Linked DNA regions of Homo sapiens: region 1 is linked to region 2. Evidence: read pairs that join two places in POLR2A ChIA-PET (ENCODE). Cell type or tissue: PC-3. All regions are shown on one strand. Each heading gives the region's core, and the rest is flanking DNA. Links, peaks and the distances in the headings are about the cores only.

Evidence for each region. Peaks named below come from ENCODE experiments on the same cell type or tissue, not always from the same donor. Only the 100,000 strongest peaks of a DNase experiment are listed, where the experiment ranks them.
Region 1: POLR2A ChIA-PET joins it to region 2 with 5 read pairs; 2 of 35 experiments call an interaction of 5 or more read pairs at or near these places.

What each region holds. Positions count from the first base shown.
Region 1 is chr3:183,964,956-183,969,356 of GRCh38, forward strand. ABCC5 (ATP binding cassette subfamily C member 5) reads right to left here. Exons shown (of 30, transcript NM_005688.4): 12 at 2,740-2,811; 13 at 422-546; 14 at 230-302. Among named protein-coding and RNA genes, the nearest start is that of ABCC5-AS1, 39 kb to the right of the region's middle. In PC-3, for the core only: no CTCF peak of the experiment used is centred there; a DNase peak (open chromatin) is centred at 1,726; H3K27ac peaks cover 1,772 bases.
Region 2 is chr3:182,865,083-182,869,483 of GRCh38, forward strand. ATP11B (ATPase phospholipid transporting 11B (putative)) reads left to right here. Exons shown (of 30, transcript NM_014616.3): 13 at 374-616; 14 at 1,186-1,361; 15 at 2,294-2,362; 16 at 3,996-4,069; 17 at 4,146-4,249. Among named protein-coding and RNA genes, the nearest start is that of ATP11B, 74 kb to the left of the region's middle. In PC-3, for the core only: no CTCF peak of the experiment used is centred there; no DNase peak of the experiment used is centred there.

The DNA.
Region 1 (4,401 bases), core at 198-4,197, 1.1 Mb after region 2:
GGGATTTTGTTTACAATCCCCAAGACACAGAAAATACTTACAACCTTAAAACAAGCAGTGTTAACATCCCTGCCCTAATGGACACATGCTTTCCTAACACAAAGGCCTAATGACAGCCTAACTCCCTGTGAGGCTCTTCTCCCAAGCATTTCAGTTGCACTCCCAGGAGCAGCTCTGGCCCAGCTCTGCCACTCTGCTAAATGCCTGGTCAGGGGCGGAAGGCCTGTACCTCCGTCAGGTCGCTGCTGGGAAGAATGGCCAGGTCAGGCCTCAGGCAGCAGCTGTTCAGCACAGAGTTGTATCTGGAGGACACAAAGAGACAGCGTCAGGGACACGGCGGGAGCAGAGCCTGCTGACTAGGGCTGCCTTGCATCTCACGCGGCCAAGATGGAAAGCATGACAGAAGCCAAACATTCCTTGCCTTTCTTCATCATATTCCTTCCCAAACAGGATGTTGTCTCTCAGAGTAGCATTGAGGATCCAGGCCTGCTGGGCCACATAAGCGAAGGTTCCACTGATTGCAATGCTGCCCTCTAGAAGCGTCATCTAGGGAGAGAGACACCATCCAATGGCATCATAACTCAAAACCATCACCCTATGCCAACGGAACCCCCACCTTCCACAATGGAATCTAGCTCTGGTAATTTCCCGGGATGCTTTTTGGACCCAAATCCAGATTCCACCTTTAATTCCAAAGAGAGCTAAGCAGCAAAGAAAATCAAAGTTCTCCTTGCTTATGTGTGATGGGAGCTCAGCATAACCCATAACTTGAAGGCAAACACTTCCCTCTGCAGCCCATTTGCTGTGTGCAAACTGTTTAAATTAGGAGAAGCACAAGCAAGAGGTTCTTGCAGAATTCTCCTGGAGAGGATGCTGTAGGGGTTTCCAGCTAATCCCTGCCTCAACATGGGGGCAGGCCAACTCATCCAAGGCAATTACCTAGGATGCTGGCTAGACCAGTTGCTTCTATGAAATGAGGACCAAGGGAAAAAAAAAGTCCAGGTTAGACATCACCTAGTATTTATAATATATACACAGTGTCCATTTACCAATGATGGACCTTGCCTGCCCACAAGCAGTGATGAACCATGTGCTTTGAAGTTTGTGTTCAGTTGCAATGGTTTGATATGAATTGACTTATCCATTTTACCCCCTTCCATGATTTCTTTTGTTTGGGACTGATAGTAGACATTTGTCTTGGTTTAGGGATGCTACAGCTTTGAAGCAAAGTTTCACTAACCAGCCTGTGCAGTACTTGTTCATATAAGCTGGTCTTCTCAAACACCCTCACACAGCGTGTACACACACAGGTGTACCTACGTACACCACAAACTGGTAGCATTCTGATGTGCACTTCAAAGGGTTCAGAAGTCCCCAGGGGGTCTACTGTGGAAAGCCGGCACTTCTGGCTGCTGCACAAACACCGCACATTGCAGCGCTATCAACAGATGTAAACTACAGTTAAAGCAGGGCTGACCAGCCCAACCCGTTTCCCTGCCAGAGACAGGGTTGCCAGGATTTGTCCAGAAGCAAAGCCTGACTTGGTTTTCAACCTAACCACTGCCTAGTCAACCCTGGAAAAAGGAGCACATTGCTAGATGGCAGAGCAGCACTTACGAATTGACCTTTTCTTTCCTTCTCCCCCTCCCCCCATCTCTGTCTCTCCTCACTGGCCCTCCAAATCTGGTTGGTCATCATAAATCACCTAGGAAGTCTGGTGCTTTTTACAAGACCAATGGCTGGGCCCAGCCACTGGAGAGTGTCATAAAGCAGAAGGTGGAGGTGATGCCTGCCATGATCTGACTCAGACAGCCCCAGGCACCACCACCCTCAAGGAGGACCACAACTCACCAACTGTGACAGCTGATGCCAAACAAGACAAGAAAGCATTCCATAATCTGGGGGCTACAAAAGCACCCCTGCTCCCCCTCTGTTTCATTTCAATTCAGTGGACCTTATCCATCAGGGTGTAGAGATAATCATAAGTTTATGCTCATCTCAACCATCTAAGTCAAGTTAATTTAATTCTAATGTAAAAGCATGTGGGCACCTTGTTTTTTTTTTTTTTCTGGATTGTTTGATTCTAAAACACAGCAATGATAGTGTGTCTCAGTGGGATGACTCCGGCCCCATCCTGTCCCTCACTCTCAGCACTGGCCACCGTGTGCTGGGCCCTGCACGCTGTTCACTCCCTGCCTGGAGATGTGCTTGTTGTGTTCTCAAGGCCTTGCTCCCCACTGGACCATGAACTCCCCAAGGGCATGACTCTTTCAGGGATTAGGCAGAAAACAGAGGGGCTTTGCTTCTAGATCAAACCCTGACAGTCCTGTCTGACAGAGAGGCTGGGAGTGCTGGCCGCCCTGCTTCTTTACAGGTTAACTCTGTTGGCAGCGCTGCAGTGTAGGGTGTCTGCTCATCTCTTATCTCTGACATTTTCAATACACGGGCATACCTGTGGCACTCAATAGATACATGCTGAATGAAAGAAGGCATGAGACCAAATGGTTCCAGCTGGGACAACAGTCAGTCATCCATCAGGCGCCCACCAGGCCTCCTTCCAGGCAGAAGGCTGTGAAGGGGGAGAACTGGGGGGAACTGCGGGGGATTGGGGGCATACAATGCAGGCTGAGGGTTCATTTGTTTCCACCTTTCCTGACTCTCCAGGAAATTTGTTCGTTTTTCCTGAGACTCTTGCAAACCAGAGAAAGCAGCAGAAAAGGACAATAACAAAAATCTTACCTGGCCTAAAATGGCTGAAATGAGAGAGGTTTTTCCACTTCCCACACTGCCACAGATTCCAACCAGTTTACCCTGGACAAGGCACACAGAGAGGAGGGTCATTTAGAGACTACTAACCACTCATCGCTAAGGACTTGAGGAAAAACACATTAACTGTAGTCTACCCATACAGAACTGTCACCCTGATGACTCAGCAGGCCACTTACCTGTTTTCTCACTCATTAGCTGCCTATCTCATGGGTTTCTGTGGAGACACCTGAGATAACAGGAATGGAAGCCCTTTGGGGAAAGTAAATATGCCGCACACATTCCAGTATCCCACCGTCATTCTTAGGCCCAGCCTCTTTCCTATTCTGCTGCTAACCCATGTTCTTCATTTACTTGTTTTTGTCATTTTTTAGAAGACAGGGTAGGGCTTTTAAAAATCATTTTATTATTATTATTATTATTTTGAGATGGAGTCTTGCTCTGTCAACCAGGCTGGAGTACAGTGGTGCGATCTTGGCTCACTGCAGCTTCCGCTTCCGGGTTCAAGCAATTCTCCTGTTGGGGTTACAGGCATGCACCACTACACCCAGCTAATTTTTATATTTTTAGTAGAGACAGGGTTTCGCCATGTTGGTCACGCTCGTCTCAAACTCCTGGCCTCAAGTGATCCACCCACCTCGGCCTCCCAAAGTGCTGGGATTACAGGCATGAGCCACCACGCCTGGCCACCCATATTCTTTATTTACTTGTTTTTGTTGTTTGCCAGAAGAGAGGGCAGGACTCTTAAAAATCATTTTATTATGATTTTTCTCCAGGGTGTATACATAATTAATTTTCAATAAAAACCATGGACACTGTTGCATGCAAAACATTTCCAAAAATCTGAGGAATATTTATACCATCAATCCCACAAAAAAGTAGAACACCAAGTCTATGATTAACTGAGTATCCTTAGGCAAGATAAAGAGTTCTCAAAGTGGTGTTGAAAGTTTTCAAGGGACAGACAGATGACTTCAAAAGGGTCACTTGTTTACAACCCCGTGCCAGTTCAAGTGTCCCCAGGAAGGAAGGGAGAGTGGTAGTGTGGACGGAGCATGGATTCTGGAGGCAGATGGGTCTTTATCTAAATCCCAACTTCACTAGCACTTGCTAACTGTGTGATCCAGGCCCCGTGACTTAACCTAATACTGTGTCTGTCTCCTTCTTTGGACTCTGAGCACCTTGAGGAAAGGCAGTATCCTCATAAAACTAAGTACAGTGTCTGATAGTTGAACAAATAGTTTTTGACATGGTCCACGAGTACTGAATGGTTTACTGCCTGGTGGCAACAAGGAGGTCAAGTCACAGGTTCAACCTCTGCTCAGGCCAGTTAGATTTACATGAGAAAAATGCTATTCTTATGATTAAATGATGACTAAATGAGACATCAAAAATGAGAAAAATGCCTGGTGCACAGAAGACACTTGGCAAACATTACCTCCCCTTCTCTTCCCTAAAGCAAAGGCCCAGGGAGAATTAAGGCATCTCTCTTCAAATGGCTAAAGGTCTCCCATTGTCTGTGGGCTCTGAAGGGCAAAATGAGGGTCAACATACAAAGCAAAAGAATACATTTTAGCTGCACGTGTGGAATCATTTTCTAATAGAGCTGATAGCAATGTATTAGAGCTGCCTCAA
Region 2 (4,401 bases), core at 69-4,068:
TACATTATTAAGCATCCTTTCCACCCTGCTTTAGAGATAATTCTTAGAGTCCTACTACTTAAAATACCTTAGCCAAGAAAAAGAAAAGAAGCATTAATACCAAATTCTCGTCAATTCTACAGATAAACATGTACGTAAAGATGCCACAAACTTCAAAATCTATGTAGCTTTAAACTATTTTGTGTTACCCTGTTTTCTTTCCTTGGCATCTATATTTATTTAATTGTGCTTGGATTATAAGAATCTCAGCATCCATATATCAATATTAATAGATAAACTGGACTTCAGGAGAGCGAGGACAGAGATTTTTTTCTTGTTTAACATAGGACCATGAACACAAAGGTTTATTTTCTTTTGTTTTCTATCTCTATAGGTAGAGTACGTGTTTACAGATAAAACTGGTACACTGACAGAAAATGAGATGCAGTTTCGGGAATGTTCAATTAATGGCATGAAATACCAAGAAATTAATGGTAGACTTGTACCCGAAGGACCAACACCAGACTCTTCAGAAGGAAACTTATCTTATCTTAGTAGTTTATCCCATCTTAACAACTTATCCCATCTTACAACCAGTTCCTCTTTCAGAACCAGTCCTGAAAATGAAACTGAACTAGTAAGTAATTTTTAAATTAATAAATAAGGGTTTCATATGAAATAATTCTCTTCAGTAGTTGATGAGTTGCAGGAAAAAAAGTTTGTGTCAGTAGAGCAAGGAATATACATTTGAAATTCATATATTTGATTCAACAATATAAAATATAATCCTAAGAATTTGTTGTTACAGCCCAGTTTAACTTGTTATTTAATACGTGTCTGCCTTAGCTCTTTGAGTATTTAAATGGAACGTAGTTAAGAAAAGCCCTTACTGCCTTGAAGTGAAGAAGACTTTCTTTGAAAAATAGAGCTTAAATTTATTTAATACTTTTTGAGACCTCACTTCTTCTATAAAAAAGTGTTCCCCTCTACTTGCAATGTGGTTGTACCTCCTAAAAAGATGCTCACGTGTTGAAGGGTCCTAAGCAAATGTGACATTTTACTTTTTGAAGGCAGAAACAACCAACTGTTATTCAGGCAATCAAGGTTGTAGCACTCTTGTTCTAGATCTTAGAATTTTGCCTCTGGTTTCCTAAATGGTATGTGGAAATGATATTTTTATCATGAATATTAATTACATTTTTACAGATTAAAGAACATGATCTCTTCTTTAAAGCAGTCAGTCTCTGTCACACTGTACAGATTAGCAATGTTCAAACTGACTGCACTGGTGATGGTCCCTGGCAATCCAACCTGGCACCATCGCAGTTGGAGTACTATGCATCTTCACCAGATGAAAAGGCTCTAGTAGAAGCTGCTGCAAGGTAATTTAGTCTGATTTCCAAATCTTCGGAAAAACACCATTTAAATAAATGTAACAATATTAGAATCATCATTTAAAATTTTCAAACATAAATTCGTCATTTTAAGTTGTCAGAATTCATATAAATACATAAAAATAGAAGTACAATTTAAATTTTAAATGACAATTTGAAGTCATTTTATTATCAAGCTTGCATTGAGTCTTTTTTTAAGATCTCTTTGAAAATCTGATTACTATAAAAATCTGTGTAATAGAATTTATTAAAAATGCTTGTGCATATGTTGTACTACACCTACTCTGATCCTTCTAATCCTTCTAGTCCTTAAAAGTATATATATATGTTTGTGTATGTGTATATATATTTATATATTTTTATATACATTTTATAAAAATATGTAAGTAATAAATAAAAATTATTATATATAACATATATAAATAAAAATATATATTAAAAAGAATATATAAGAATATATATAAAATATATATATATTTTTTTTTCTTTTTTTGAGATGGAATCTCACTCTGTCACCCAGGCTGGAGTGCAGTGGTGTGATCTCAGCTCAATGCAGCCTCTGGGGTTCAAGCCATTCTCCTGACCCAGACACCTGAGTAGCTGGGACTGACTACAGGCACAGGGCACCACACCTGGCTAATTTTTGTATTTTTAGTAGAGATTGGGTTTCGCCATGTTAGCCAGACTGGTCTTGAACTCCTACCCTCAGGTGATCAACCCGCTTTGGCCTCCTGAAGTGCTGGGATGACAGGCATGAGCCACCACTCCTGGCACCAAAGTTGTAATATTAAAAGGAAATATTTTTAAATGCATTTTGAACTTTGATTTTAAATGTTTTTATTCAAGTTAAGCTATAGTGACATTGTGAAATATGCAGTATTATTTCTTAAGTCTCACTTTTTTATCCTTTTGATGTCTAGGATTGGTATTGTGTTTATTGGCAATTCTGAAGAAACTATGGAGGTTAAAACTCTTGGAAAACTGGAACGGTAATTTTTTTTCATATATTGGAATGTTTTCTGTGTTAAGTGTATATAGTATAGAATAAGGATCAGTAAACTGTAGCTCACAGGGCAAATGTGGCCTATATTTTCTGTTTTTCTACAGCCCACAAGTCACATTACTTTTTTTTTTTTTTTTTTTTTTGAGACAGAATCTTGCTCTGTCACCCAGGCTGGAGTGCAGTGGCACAATCTTGGCTCACTGCAGCCTCCACCTCCCAGGTTCAAGTGATGCTTGTGCCTCAGCCTCCCAGGTAGCTGGGATTACAGGCATGCGCCACTATGCCTGGCTAATTTTTGTATTTTTAGTGGAAATGTTGACCAGGCTGGTCTGAAACTCCTAGCCTCAAGAGATCCACCCACCTTGGCCTCCCAAAATGCAGGGATTACAGGTGTGATCCACTGTGCCTGGCCCACATTACATTTTTAAAGGGTTGTTTTAAAAAGAGGTAAAATATGCAACAGAGACCATGTATGGCCTGCAAAGCCTGAAATATTTACTCTCTGGCCCTTTACAGAAAAAGTTACTGAACTCTGCTCTAGAATGATGTTAACATTATATTGTATCTCATCATAGTTATAACAATAGTATGCTTTGAATATTTCATCTATATTTTAACTTAATGATTCTTGAATTTACTTGTATGTTTATTTTTAGATGCTTCTGGGTAGTGAGTTTTATAGGTTCTTCTCACTGAATAAAGAAAACTTTCCTTGTATTTCCTGTGATTTTTATCTTTCAAACATGAAGGAACAGCTGTCTATATCTAGTTTTTCCATTCTTTGATAAATTAGTTCATGCTTAATATACTTACTCCTTTCATGGTTTTAGCAATTCTGATCATATGTCAATTCCAGCTGTGCTTTTCCAAACTATGCTTTTCCATACTAGATAGGGCCCATTCTTTGGCTACTTTCATGTGAGAGCCTGTCTAGCTTATTTTATCAACTTATAAACCATTATTCAACTCACTGTTTTTCTTGGAGATGTGTAAAGATTTCATATGTAAATCACTGTGTAAGATTCATCTGGAAGACTTTAAGCCACACCTCATGTAGCCACACAAATTCTTTTACAGCTCCCTAGAGAGGCACGAGGGAATGGACCCCCGCACACACACACCCAGGTTCACAGTCACTGCTATAATGAGCCTTTGATATTAATGTGTGTTGTGTTTGTCAGGTGTATTAGGACAGAAAAAAGCGTTGAGAATCAGTTACCTTTTTTAGTCAGAAAAACATGGAGCTGGGCAGATCTGGATTCCAGTTCTTGCTCTGCCACTCACAAGCTTACCTGACTTTAGGCAAATTACTTAATCTTTCTGAGGTTAATAGTCCTCATCTATAAAAATGAGATAAGACCTACTTTCTTGGCCTCTCATGGATATTAAATGACATAAGGTGTGTAAAATACATGGCATTTGGTAATTACTCAATGTCAGTCTCTTCTATTTCTTCCCTGTTTTGTTATTAATGGCATGTAACCTATCATCATGAAAATGGTATTAATTCTTGTTCTCAATTAGCCATTTTATCTTATATATGGATTATTTCCATATAGTCACTTAATATTATTTTAAAAAAAGTAAAGTTTTTGTCTTTCTTACTTTCTTTTGTTTAGGTACAAACTGCTTCATATTCTGGAATTTGATTCAGATCGTAGGAGAATGAGTGTAATTGTTCAGGCACCTTCAGGTAACCAATCTAAACTTTCATGAATTTTTATTTATGTAATATTAAGAGTCTGATAACTCATTTTTTTTGTCTCTAGGTGAGAAGTTATTATTTGCTAAAGGAGCTGAGTCATCAATTCTCCCTAAATGTATAGGTGGAGAAATAGAAAAAACCAGAATTCATGTAGATGAATTTGCTTTGGTGAGTGCAAATTTCTATGATTTAAAAAACTCTAAAAGATATATTTATGAAATATTTTGGACTTTATTTCTTATAATTTATCAAAAATTGTGGACATTCTGCAGTTGTGTTACACTGTGTGTTGGCTCCACATTCCTTTTGTGAAAACTGAC